3 separate regions of the Homo sapiens genome follow, and all the other regions are linked to region 1. The links are chromatin contacts, found by Hi-C in ENCODE. All regions are on one chromosome and are shown on one strand. Each heading gives the region's core, a stretch centred on a gene start or an enhancer-like site at or near the end of the contact. The rest is flanking DNA. Distances are from core to core; before and after follow the strand shown. Region 1 holds the start of CLINT1 (clathrin interactor 1). Region 2 holds the start of MIR3142HG (MIR3142 host gene). Region 3 holds the start of PWWP2A (PWWP domain containing 2A).

Region 1 (3,710 bases), core at 670-3,169:
AAAAAAAAAAAAAAAAAGGTAGCTTTTAGTCTTCTTTTGGCCTTTAAAAAACTATTTAAGTTGATATCCTAATCTTTACACAATATACTAAAAAAATGCCAATGAACCTAGATCTGGAAAAGATCTAGTTTATTTCATCTTCGGTAAGCAAAAGCAAAGAATATATAAATAGCTAAATAGTCCGAAATAAATAGCTGAAGCCTTAATAGCCAAATGAGTTGTTATAAAGGAAAATTATTAAAGCAAATCACTTTTCAAACTTGAAGCTTCTTTCTTAAAGAGGTTTATTTCACTCTAAATGCAAAACATTTGCTAGTTTCAAAAGTACACTAATATAAACATATTCTGTTAAGGGCTTTATATGCAATACAATCCCTTAACCCTTAAGCCTCACAACAACATTCTAAGGTAGGTATCGTTGCATTTTCATTTTGTACCAGAGAAAACTAGGGCACTGTGAGGATAAGTAACTTCCCCAAGGTTATAAAGCTTGAACCCAGCTTTGCAGGTTCTGAAACCTGTGCTCCTTAGGCACTCTATTGCCTTCTTGGTAGCACAGAAAATATAAAAATATGGTCAAGCTCTAAGTTCTATCTGATGTATCAGACAAGGCACTGGAAATTACTTTGTTTCCTGGTGTCAAGAAAACAGTTTGCTATCTATACTTCCTGATTTTAGGTTAGGTGGGTGGCACAAATCAACTGTTTTTCTCACCACACTTATTGCATAATCATTAAAGCCCCAAAGGAAGAGGACTGCTTAAATTCTTAAACTTTATTTCCTGCTGGCCTAGAAGACCTTACTTAACCACTGTTATACCTGATATACTCATTTTAAAAGTTAAGGTTTTCCTTGTGCAAGTAAGAGACTAAAGTTATTTCAGTCTTAAAGGAAATCAACTACGTACTGGTCGTTTTACCTGCTTTTAAAAGCAGATCAACAGGATATAAACCTGGGTTGTTTTTTTCCTTAAGAGGACATTTCTTAATGACCTCTTAATTTAATCGAATGGAACAAGTAGCACACCAAAAATGATGTGTAGTGGAAAAAGAAACAGAAGAAAAAATCGCAAGAAGTCATATAGTGATCTACTTTCACTAGTGTTAGAAAAGCAAAGGATGAGTGTCTTCTTGAGTAACTTCAGGCTGACCACAATAGCCACTTGTTACACTACTACCACCCACTCCAACACTTCAGGTTCATTAGGAATTAAGAGGAGGCAAGGAAGATAAAAGACACACCCCAACCAGGTCTAAGGTCTCTCCGTACTACACCTTGAGGGACACAGGGAACCAGTGCATTGTGCCCCCCACCCCCAAACCTTCCCTGCTCCCCAGGAGGCAAAGCCCACGGCCTGGGGCCAAGACAGTCCTCCGGCCAGGGCAGTGACCCAGCGCCAAACAACCCGCCCCTTATGACCAAAGCGTCGGCACCCAGGGGTTGGAATAGGGGAAGGGACGGGAAGGCCTGGAAAGGAGAGAAGGGTGGCCAAGAGGATGTTTTTTTTTAAAACGAGGGAGGGTCCCTCCCCAGCCTCGCCAGCGGGGATGAGGCCCGGGGCCGGGAAGGAGCGGGCCGCCGCCATGATGGGGCTGGCAGAGCCAGGGGGCGTGACGTGGGCAACCCCTAGCCCAAGGCCAGCTCCTTCTCCCCCTCCCCCCTCCCCCACGTGGGCCTCGGCCACAACTGCCCCCCGATACTCACGCTTTGTCCACCAGCTCGCGCACCTTCCACATGTTCAACATCGTGCCCCGCGCGGGACGGTCCGCCGCCTCCCTCTCCTGCTCCCCACGGACCCCGGAACACTTCCGTACCGGGGCAGTTCCAGGCCGGGGTCACCGCCGCCCGCCGCCTCGAACTCCCCCAGTCAGCTCCTTCCTTTGCCACAGCAGCGGCGCCGCCGGTGACACGTCGAGACGCGGCAGCACAGGCGCTGCGTGGAGCGGAAGTGTCCGACTTTCCGCCGCTGCGCGCGGGGCACGCCGGGACTTGTAGTTTTCCCTGAGTGCCGAGCTCGGCCGGTTGAGTTGGGAGAGCTGAGAGGTTGAGTTGGGAGAGCTGAGAGGAGTTGGGATGGTTTCTCTTAAGCTTTCCCAGTCCCCGGCCCCAGACCTACCGAGCCAGAAATTTTGGAGGTGGGGCCCAGCGATCTGTGCTTTTACAAATCCTCTAGGTGATTCTGATCACGCTCAAGTTTCAGAACCACTGGTGCAGGGTCTAGTCACACTCAAACACTTTTCAAATGTAAGGCAGTATTACTATGTTATTAGTAATGATTATACAGAAGTATGATTGGCATACGCATTCCTCATCGACAGACACATCGCTGTATTTATTTCCCAATGCCCAAGTACACTTAGATCTCTAGGCCTTAGTTTCCACCCCTGTAAAATTGAAGAACTTGTATTCTAAATCCTTTTCCGCTCTAATTCTATGATACAATGTTTTATATTTAGACAACTACCTGAAATCCTTGTTAAATGCTTTACTATAAACCTCAGAAACTCAGTTCACACTCCACGGGAAACTAAAAAGCCAACATTATATATACACGCACACATACACATACATATGACAGGTTTGTGTTTTTTAAGGATAAATATGCACATTGCTTCCATTGCTTTGTTGCAATGGTTGTCATCACTTCCTTCTCTACTTACTCATTTTTATCAATGCTCATGTTAAAGCTACAAGCAACCTTAAGTTTCATTTGATCCATCTGCTGAAATTTTACAGTTCTTTTCATTCTACAAATATTTATTGAGCATCTTGTATGTTCCAGAAGTGGGGAATATAGTTAAAGACCCAGCTCTCTTGGAATTCAAACGTAATTGGAAGAAACATATAATAATCAAGGAAACATTTAAGATAATTGCATATAGTGTAATTGCTTAGCGGGTTCTTTCTGCCCACTTTACAGATAAAGTCAATTCACTGCGACCAAGTCATTGCAGTGAAGAGTTTGACATGAGGCTGGCCATGCCACTTGAGAGACAGAGTTATTACTCAAATCAATCTTCCTGAACATTTGGAAGCTAGAGTTTTTCAAAGATAGTTTGGTGAGCAGAGGGTTAGGGCATGGGTGCTGCTGATTGGTTAGGGATGCAATCAGAGGAGTATGGAAAATGGTTCTCCTTTGCTGAATCGGCTTCTTGATGGAGGGCCAGCAGAGGAGTGGCTGGTCTGGGTGGGGTCATCCGTTTGTCAGAAATGCAAAAGCCTGAAAAGACGTCTTAAAAGGCCAATCTTAGGTTCTACAATAGTTCATTACAGGCCAGGCACAGTGGCTCACGCCTGTTATCCCAGCATTTTGGGAGGCTGGGAGGCCAAGGCAGGAGGATCACTTGAGCCCAGGAGTTTGAGACCAGCCTGGGCAGCAAAGTGAGATCCCCCTGCCAGCCCAGTCTTTAAAAAAAAAAAAAAAAAAAAAAAAAAAGCCAGGCGTTGGGGCACACTCTTGTGAGGCCAGCTACTTAGGAGGTTGAAATGGAAGGATCCCTCGAAAGGATCAAATAAAGACTCCAATTCACAAAGAAGTGAAATTGATGGTTGCTAGTCATGAAGCTAGGTAACAATAATCCCAAATAAACAACCTCGGACCCTGGTCCCTCAAGTGAAACCACCTCTTTTCTATTTTCTTTTTCTTTTTCTTTTTTTTTTTTTTTGAGCTGGAGGTCTCACTCTGTTGCCCCAGCTGATCTGAAACTCCT
Region 2 (3,710 bases), core at 841-3,340, 2.6 Mb after region 1:
TTTATTCCTCCCGAGGCAAAAGGCAGCAGATGGAGGTGCTTGCAGCTGATAGCATATAGCTACTTAAATTCTGGCTCCAAGCATCCACTTTCCTGTTTCTGGAAAACTATACTAATGACCCCCAGGTGTCACAAAGGAGCCCTTAGGAATGCCGAAGTCGAGTTAACTGACTGGAACGGGATAATGTACTTGTTAGCAGAAACCAGCAAGGGTTGAGTTCCTTCTGTTTATTCCATTTGAGTCTAGCCCCCAGTTCATGGATCCAAATAATTTTGGATTTCTTTAAACAGAATTGTCGCTAACTGAATTAGGCAGCTTTTAACCTTTTATAAAAACTTCACAAATAGGTTGCTTACTCCTTAATACAACATGGGATGTGTTAAGAGTGCCCTTAACTCTTCTGGTCACCCTTATGCTTCCTCCCTTCCATCAACCCACCCGGTTTCAGCAGATGCTGGAGTGCTTGAAGGTATGCCCAGAGCCCACTCAGATACCTGGGTCCACCCCAAACCCCCAAGGAACTCCCTTCCAATGGGAGAGAATCTCACACAAGGAAATAGTTTTGATGTGGACCCCTTGAGAGGCAGAGTAATGCAGTGTACCAGGTTCAGAGATTTGGGGACAGGAAACCTCAATTCAAATCCTGGCTCTGATATTTTCTAGCTATGTGAACTCTGGCAAGTTTCGACTCTCTTGGAACCTCGGTTTCCTCATTTCTAATCTAAGAATAGTATCTGCTTTTTAGGGTTCTTAGGAGTATTAAATAAGAACATGTTTTTATGAACAGTGTCTGGTGTATAACAATTGCTCAATAAATATTTGCTTTTAAAAACGTTATCTATAGTAGACGTTCAAACAAACCTTTTGGGAGCTCAGCAAGATAAGCAACAAAAACCTTCAGGGGAGGTCAGGAAAGTGACTACATCTGCCTGGAAGCAAAATCCTTTGAGCTGGTCTTTTTCGGTCCATGAGCACGTGACCAAGGAAAGGAAGCTATATTTTCTCGACTGGGAATTTGAATTTGCAGTTGCACATTCCAAAGGCCTTGTACGTTCTTTCCAGTTTGGGAAAAGGAGCAGCTAAGGGCACCCATGGAAACACTTACTAATTGTGTGACCTTAGGCAAGTCCCCCTAACCTCACCAAAGATAAAATTCCCTTATGAGTAAAAGGGGATCACAAAATGGAGATAATAATTCGGGCTACCTGCTATGGATGATTGCTGTGGGATTAGGGAAGATGATGCACGTGATACATTTAGCAGAGTGCCTGGTGCCTAGTAGGTGCCCATTAAAATTTAGCTATGACTGTTCTCTTTAGCTGACACACAAGACTGCCTTGAATGTTCACATTTCCAGAGAAAGGTGCTCAGGAAGATTTCTCAGTGTTCCGCCTGCCAGGTCAGTTTACAGTTCAAAGAATCCCTTTGTTCAAAGGGTGAGCAAATCCAGGCCTCGTGTATCTGCAGCAATGAAACAAGGGAGCTTTCTGCCTGATCTTCTCCCCAAAGGCAGTCTCTCTTTTTAAATGCCTGCACACATGTTATTTATTTATTTTTGGTTAACGTTTAAATTGAGGTTTTGGCTGAAACTCAGCCTGCGCGCACTTGAAAAGCCAACAGGCTCATTGGGCAGCCGATAAAGCTCTCGGGATTTCCCCGCGGGGCTGCGGAGAGTACAGACAGGAAGCCTGGGGACCCAGCGCCTGACCAGAACTTCCTCGGGGGAGGCTGCAGGGGAGCAGGCGCATCCTGCACAGAACGCTCTAGAGCGCGCAGGCCAAAGCACCAGGCTGCTCCTGACACGTGCTGCAAGAGGGTCCCCGACCCGGGGGTCCAGACCCTGCACGCATGATGGGGAAGGTGGAGGCTTCCCCCTCAGCTCCGCGGAGAGAAGCTGACACTGCCAGGCTGGAACCTTCCATTCCGGCCCAGCCTCTTCCTCCCTCGCTGTGCCGAGGAGGGATCTAGAAGGGACTTTCCAGAGAGGGTTAGCGTGCAGGGTGTGGAAATGGAATAAAAGCATATGCAAATAGGCCTTAGCTGCCTTCCTCTACCCCAGCAAATAAGAGTCTCTCCAGAAAGATGCTCTTTCTCCAAGACGCTTGACCGCTCTTCCTTTCCTGGATGGCACCAGCAGGGCCGATTGGAGTGGTAAACCCTGGGCCGGAAGGCATGCCAAAGGGTGGACAGGATGGACAGGAGACAGTAGCACAACGAGGAGGGGGAGAACAGCGGCTGAATTGGAAATGATAAAATAAAATGAAATTTTAGGAGCTCGCTGTGAGTATGAGCTGGGAAAAAATAATCATTGCAAGCTGATTTATTATGTACTTATCTTCTGTTTGAGAGGCAGCAGGCTTTTGTACAGTGGATTATTGCAGAGTAAATGGCACATTAAAGATATAATCAAGATGTTTAAGGCATATTGAAATGACATTAGAATCAAGTAGGTGAGACTTTTGTCATGGTCTAGAAATATAAAAATGTCAGTGACTTGGAGATATTTCCAGTGCTTTAGTAAAGATGTGGCTCCATTTTCAAAAGGGACATATTTTTAACCTTTTGTTATTTTCAGGGTGGGGGGGGATAGAGTGGGGTCAGGAAGTGGTTTAGAATCTCTATGGATGATAAAATAATATGCTTTAAACCTGGAGTTGTAGACTGTGGTCTCTATTTAGCAAGTCATAAACTTTCTTGCAGTGACAATAGCATGAAAATATTGGACAGTAAATATGGTGCTCTTAGGAGGTTTCAGGGTTGGAAGACTATGGCTATTACTTTTTGTTTATTGTGTTCCTATTCTCAATTTCAATCTTGTCTTTGGATAGTAAGAATTTTTTTTAAATTTTCTATTTTTTTAAAAAGAATCTTTTACATACTGAACCTGACTTGTATACTAATTGGCAAACAGTGTCACTTTTCTTTCTTGATGCCTCAATGGGTTTAATTATTGTATTACGGTATTTTCTTGTCATTTGAGACCTTCACATTCAGTGTCCTTTCTTTCTTTTTTTTCTTTTTCTTTTTGAGATGGAGTCTTGCTCCCGGCCTGTCGCCCGGGCTGGAGGGCAGTGGTAAGATCTCGGCTCACTGCAACCTCCGCCTCCTGGGTCCAAGCAATTCTTGTGCCTCAGCCTCGAGAGTAGCTGGGATTACAGATGCGCGCCACAATGCCTGGCTAATTTTTGTATTTTTAGTAGAGACAGGGTTTCGCCACGTTGGCCAGGCTGGTCTTGAACTCCTGACCTCAGGTGATCCGCCCGCTTCGGCCTCCCAAAGTGCAGTGTCCTTTATTTTATTTGTGTGCCCTGGTTCTGCTTTGATTTTGCCCCAAACCCTTCTGAGTGTAGCGCTTTACTGACACTTTATCCCCGTTATTAACAATGGGTTTTTGGACAGAACTGGCTTCTCTTTATTTGTTGTTTTTAAAATCATACTGCTGTCCTTATGCATGGTACTCCTTGGAACAGATAAGCAGCCATACAAGAAGCTCTTTGAGAGAGAGAAGGTGGACTCTGGGGGTCGTGCCGGTTGTTTGGAGTTGTTGGACTGTTAGCTTGTGGAGTGGGTGATGTTTCATCTTCAGGATTCTGTGAGGCCAGGCCTGGGATGCGGGGAGGAGCTGACTGGATGGCTCCTGGTGATGCATTCCTGGGCCCTCTTCTCATCTCTGAATTCCTAGAGTCCCACTTTCTCCAAAGGCCCTGCGG
Region 3 (3,710 bases), core at 599-3,098, 2.3 Mb after region 1:
AGACGATATGGCGCCACTGCACTCCAGCCTGGGTGACAGAGTGAGACTCCGTCTCAAAAAAAAAAAAAAAGATATTTGAGATTAAATAATACAGAATAACTGCTCTCATCTTTCCCCTCAAACACCATACTTCAATATGAAATTTTAAATGGCTTTTTTCCCCAAATGGGAAAGAAGGATTCCTGGGTCTTGATGGGAGAGCAAGCAAGTTTAAGAGTAAAACATACTAATAAGCCATTGCAAACAGGTGAGATACGATCAGAGCGTGTGCTGTTGCAGGAAACAGAATGGAAAGCCGTGAATGGGAGTCTCTGCACTTCATATCTGCAAAAGAAGAGAATAAAAAGGTTAACTCCAGACTTAGAACAGGTTCTCTTCCCCTGTTGAAAGCAGAGCCCAAAAACATTTTAAATCAAAAAATGAAAATGTGGTTAAGCCAAATTTGTAGATGAACTCAACCTTCTTGTCCTTAATACATAAACTGAATCCCAGGTGTTAGAAGTTACTTGAACATTTTTATGCTACACCACCTTGACATTAAAGGATTTTTTAAAAATCTCCAATCTCTTCTTTAAACTTTTCTTAAACTATCATTAAAATTAGCAAAATATGCTTCTCTGTTGAATGGTTAACCTAACGGGAATGACTTCTAACCGTAAGAATTACAGTTAAAAGGTTCATTTTAACAAATGCTCTTCCCCCTGTAAGGAGTGACAGGTAACCTTTTGGGAACCCCAATGTACACACCCCTTTCTCCAATCCCGCTAAAGTTAAACGTTAGAGGACAGACAAGTGCCTCCTCGCAAGCAATGCCCCCCGCCCCCCCGTCCCCCCGTCCAACACTCCGTTCTCTGCAAAAATCCATCTGCATCTTGCATTAACCCACCCGCCCAGTGACGGTGACTCCAGGCCAAGTCGCAGAAGAAGACCAGGCGTGAGGGGTGAGACCTGTGAGCCCATCTGCACCTGCACCCTCCCACCTGGTGGCACACCTGCCCCGCAGGCGCCCACCTGGGGCCGGGACCGCCCTCTCCCGGTCTCGCGCGCCTGCCCCACTCGGAGCGCGCGCCACGCGCCGCGCAGGACCAGAGGGCGGGGCCCCGGGCAGCGGGGAAGCGAGGGCTCGGGGAGAGGGGGCCGCCCGGGCTCACTCCCTCCCTGGGGACCCAGCGGACCGGAGGGTGCTGGGGGCGGGCGCGGTACCTTTTGGACAGATCCATGAGGACCCCGGAGAAGAGCTTCTCCCCGAAGCGGAACGACACGACAAGCGCGTCCTCAATGATGTGGTCCAGCGTGACCCGCACCTCCGAGCCCGGGATCAGTTGCGACACCGTGGAGTCCCCGCCCGCCGGCGGCACGAGCGCCGGGGCTACGGGCTGAGGCAGCGGCGGCTCCTCGCGCTCCTCGGGAGCCGGGGGCTGCTCCGGCGGCGATGCAGGAGAAGGTGGAAGTTCCGGCCCTCCCTGAGGCGCGGCTGCCGCCGACTCCGCCACCCGAACGGACAGTTTCTCCTCAGCCTCCAGCTCCGGCCCCACCGCCTCTGGGCTGCGGGCGAGCTCCCCCGGCGGCGGCGGTGGCGGCGGGAGCGGCGGCTCGTCGGCCTGAGGAGCGGATTGCTGCCCGTCAGTCTCGCCATCCGGCACAGACGCTTCAGTGGCCGTGACCGGGAGGGGGTCAGTGCCGGCCTCACTGCCGGGGATGGGCTCCATCTCCGGCTCGGCCTCGCCGGCGCCCCCCTCCCCGGGGGACGCTGCAGTCGCTGCCGCCTCTGCAGCCACGGCCGCCATTTTCTTCCTAGCTTCTCCCTCCTCCAACTCCGGCTGCAGCGGCGGCGGCGACAGCGCTGCTTGGTTCCCTGGGCCTTCCCCTCCCTCCCGCGAACACTTTCGTCCCGCCCTTTCCCTGATGCTCGTTTCTGGCACCTCGCCATTGGTTGCATTCTACACCCCTCCCGCACTTTTGATATTCCATTGGCCAGGGATGGACGTCTATCATCTAGTCAGTCCATCCTTCCCACGCAGAGTAGGAACTTCTCATTGGCCAGATGTGTTGTCAAGTGTGGAATCTGAGTGGAGGAATAGGGGGCGGAATCAAAGGGGGCGGGGGAAGTCACAAAAGAGGAGCCATATACTCATCGCCTCTTGCTATTGGCTGGAAGAGGAAATAAAGTTTTATGGTTGGCCTACGCTCCTGCCCATTATCAGCCAGGTCTTTGGAGGTGGGAGAAAGGATGGAATCATGTGGCGTGCCACTTCTTTCAAAGGCGGCCGAGGGGAGGAGTAACAAGGGAATGCGGGAGGGGAACCGCTTCCCAAGAATCTCTGCGCAGAGATCCTTAGAATAAATGTTATTTCTAGGCGCGGACTTCTTGCGGCCGCGTGTGGGCACGACAGGCTTCTTTGGGAAAGACAACTAAAGTTTGAAATACAATCCTACAGACACTTTTTGAGTGCCTACTATGCTAGTCACTGCACTAGGTGCTGGGGAATGGAATGTTCAAGACGTTCTCCATAACCTCATAGCAGCGGGCTCCAGCGGCCATGAGGAGTACGAGGAGTATTTTCCTTGACTTCTAGGAGTATGATGAGTATTTTCCTTGACTTCTCTCCACTTCCTAGGAACAAAGCACCTATTTATTAATATTTCAGAAATAGGAAAATGCTCATGAAAGAAGAGAGACACCATCCTCACTGGATTAAACTGATGACTGTTCCAGGAAGGAGTCTTGAGACATTGCTGGACTGATATGTGAACACTGCTTGTTCTCTCCAAATCCACTTGCAAAGTGGACGCACCTGGTCCCTGCTAAAGCCTTTTTCTTTCCTGGCTTCTCCAATGCCACGAGAACAAAAGATCTCTCACTTCAGTGTCCTGACGCCCCTACTTCTCTTACTTCCACATCAAGTCTTTTCGTTTGTCATCTCTGGAAGAATCTACTGAACCTATTTCTCTCAAATGGCACCACAGAGTCAGCCTTTTTTCTGGGAGAATGCCTGCAGGAGAGAGGGTAGAAAAACTGCTAGCAATGAAAGTAAAAAAAATAAAGTCCTGAAGAATAATTACAGCTAGTGTCTTTTGAGTACCATGTACCAGGCACTAATACAAACACTATAGCATATCATCTCAATCCTTAAAATTTTGAGGCACAAAGAGGGTGCCCAAGGTTACTCGGCTGGTAAATTGCATAGTCAGAATTTCAGTTTTACATGGAAAAGACTGAAAATAGCAATAAACAAATATCACCATATGCTCTGCCTATTTCAAACCAAGTGGCTCGTGGGGAAAGGCCAGTAGAAGATCCCAATCAGGGAAGTTTCAGAATATCATTTAAAAATACAGAAAGAAACAAATGTACTTAGTGTTCATTTTGTACCAGAGATTTTCCCAAAACTCTCACTTAAAATCCTGTGACTTAAATCTTCTCCCTTTTTTACAGATGAGGAAGCCAAGCCTTAGCCATGTTAAACATCCTAAGCGGGCCAAGCGCGGTGGCTCAAGCCTGTAATCCCAGCACTTTGGGAGGCCGAGGCAGGCGGACCACCTGAGGTCAGGAGTTTGAGAACAACCTGACCAACATGGTGAAACCCCATCTCTACTAAAAATACAAAATTAGCTGAGCATGGTGGCGCATGCCTGTAATCCCAGCTACTTGGAAACCTGAGGCAAGAGAATTGCTTGAACTCAGGAGGCGGAGGTTGCAGTGAGCCGAG

What was found. A loop is a pair of places that touch in the nucleus more often than their neighbours do. Pooled maps may share reads with other maps.
Region 2: a loop to region 1 is called in a map of GM12878, with 3 times the contacts of the local background. The contact joins the promoter of MIR3142HG here to the promoter of CLINT1 in region 1. A Hi-C loop is called at or near these places in 1 of 168 maps with a recorded cell type or tissue (GM12878), 6 of 37 single-sample maps with no recorded cell type and 7 of 50 pooled maps.
Region 3: a map of B cell shows a loop between it and region 1 (23-fold over the local background). The contact joins the promoter of PWWP2A here to the promoter of CLINT1 in region 1. A Hi-C loop is called at or near these places in 5 of 168 maps with a recorded cell type or tissue (B cell, CD4-positive, alpha-beta T cell, CD8-positive, alpha-beta T cell and 1 more) and 12 of 50 pooled maps.

What each region holds. Positions count from the first base shown.
Region 1 is chr5:157,857,226-157,860,935 of GRCh38, forward strand. CLINT1 (clathrin interactor 1) reads right to left here and starts at 1,920. Exons shown (of 12, transcript NM_014666.4): 1 at 1,705-1,920. The coding sequence starts at 1,745. RefSeq lists enhancers at 1,550-2,131, 1,969-2,208.
Region 2 is chr5:160,466,161-160,469,870 of GRCh38, forward strand. MIR3142HG (MIR3142 host gene) reads left to right here and starts at 2,091. Exons shown (of 2, transcript NR_132748.1): 1 at 2,091-2,280. RefSeq lists enhancers at 1,035-1,671, 1,672-2,308, 1,776-2,005, 2,036-2,195.
Region 3 is chr5:160,117,602-160,121,311 of GRCh38, forward strand. PWWP2A (PWWP domain containing 2A) reads right to left here and starts at 1,849. Exons shown (of 2, transcript NM_001130864.2): 1 at 1,204-1,849. The coding sequence starts at 1,787. RefSeq lists silencers at 845-1,264, 1,385-1,564, 1,665-1,764, 1,925-1,974 and an enhancer at 1,401-1,900.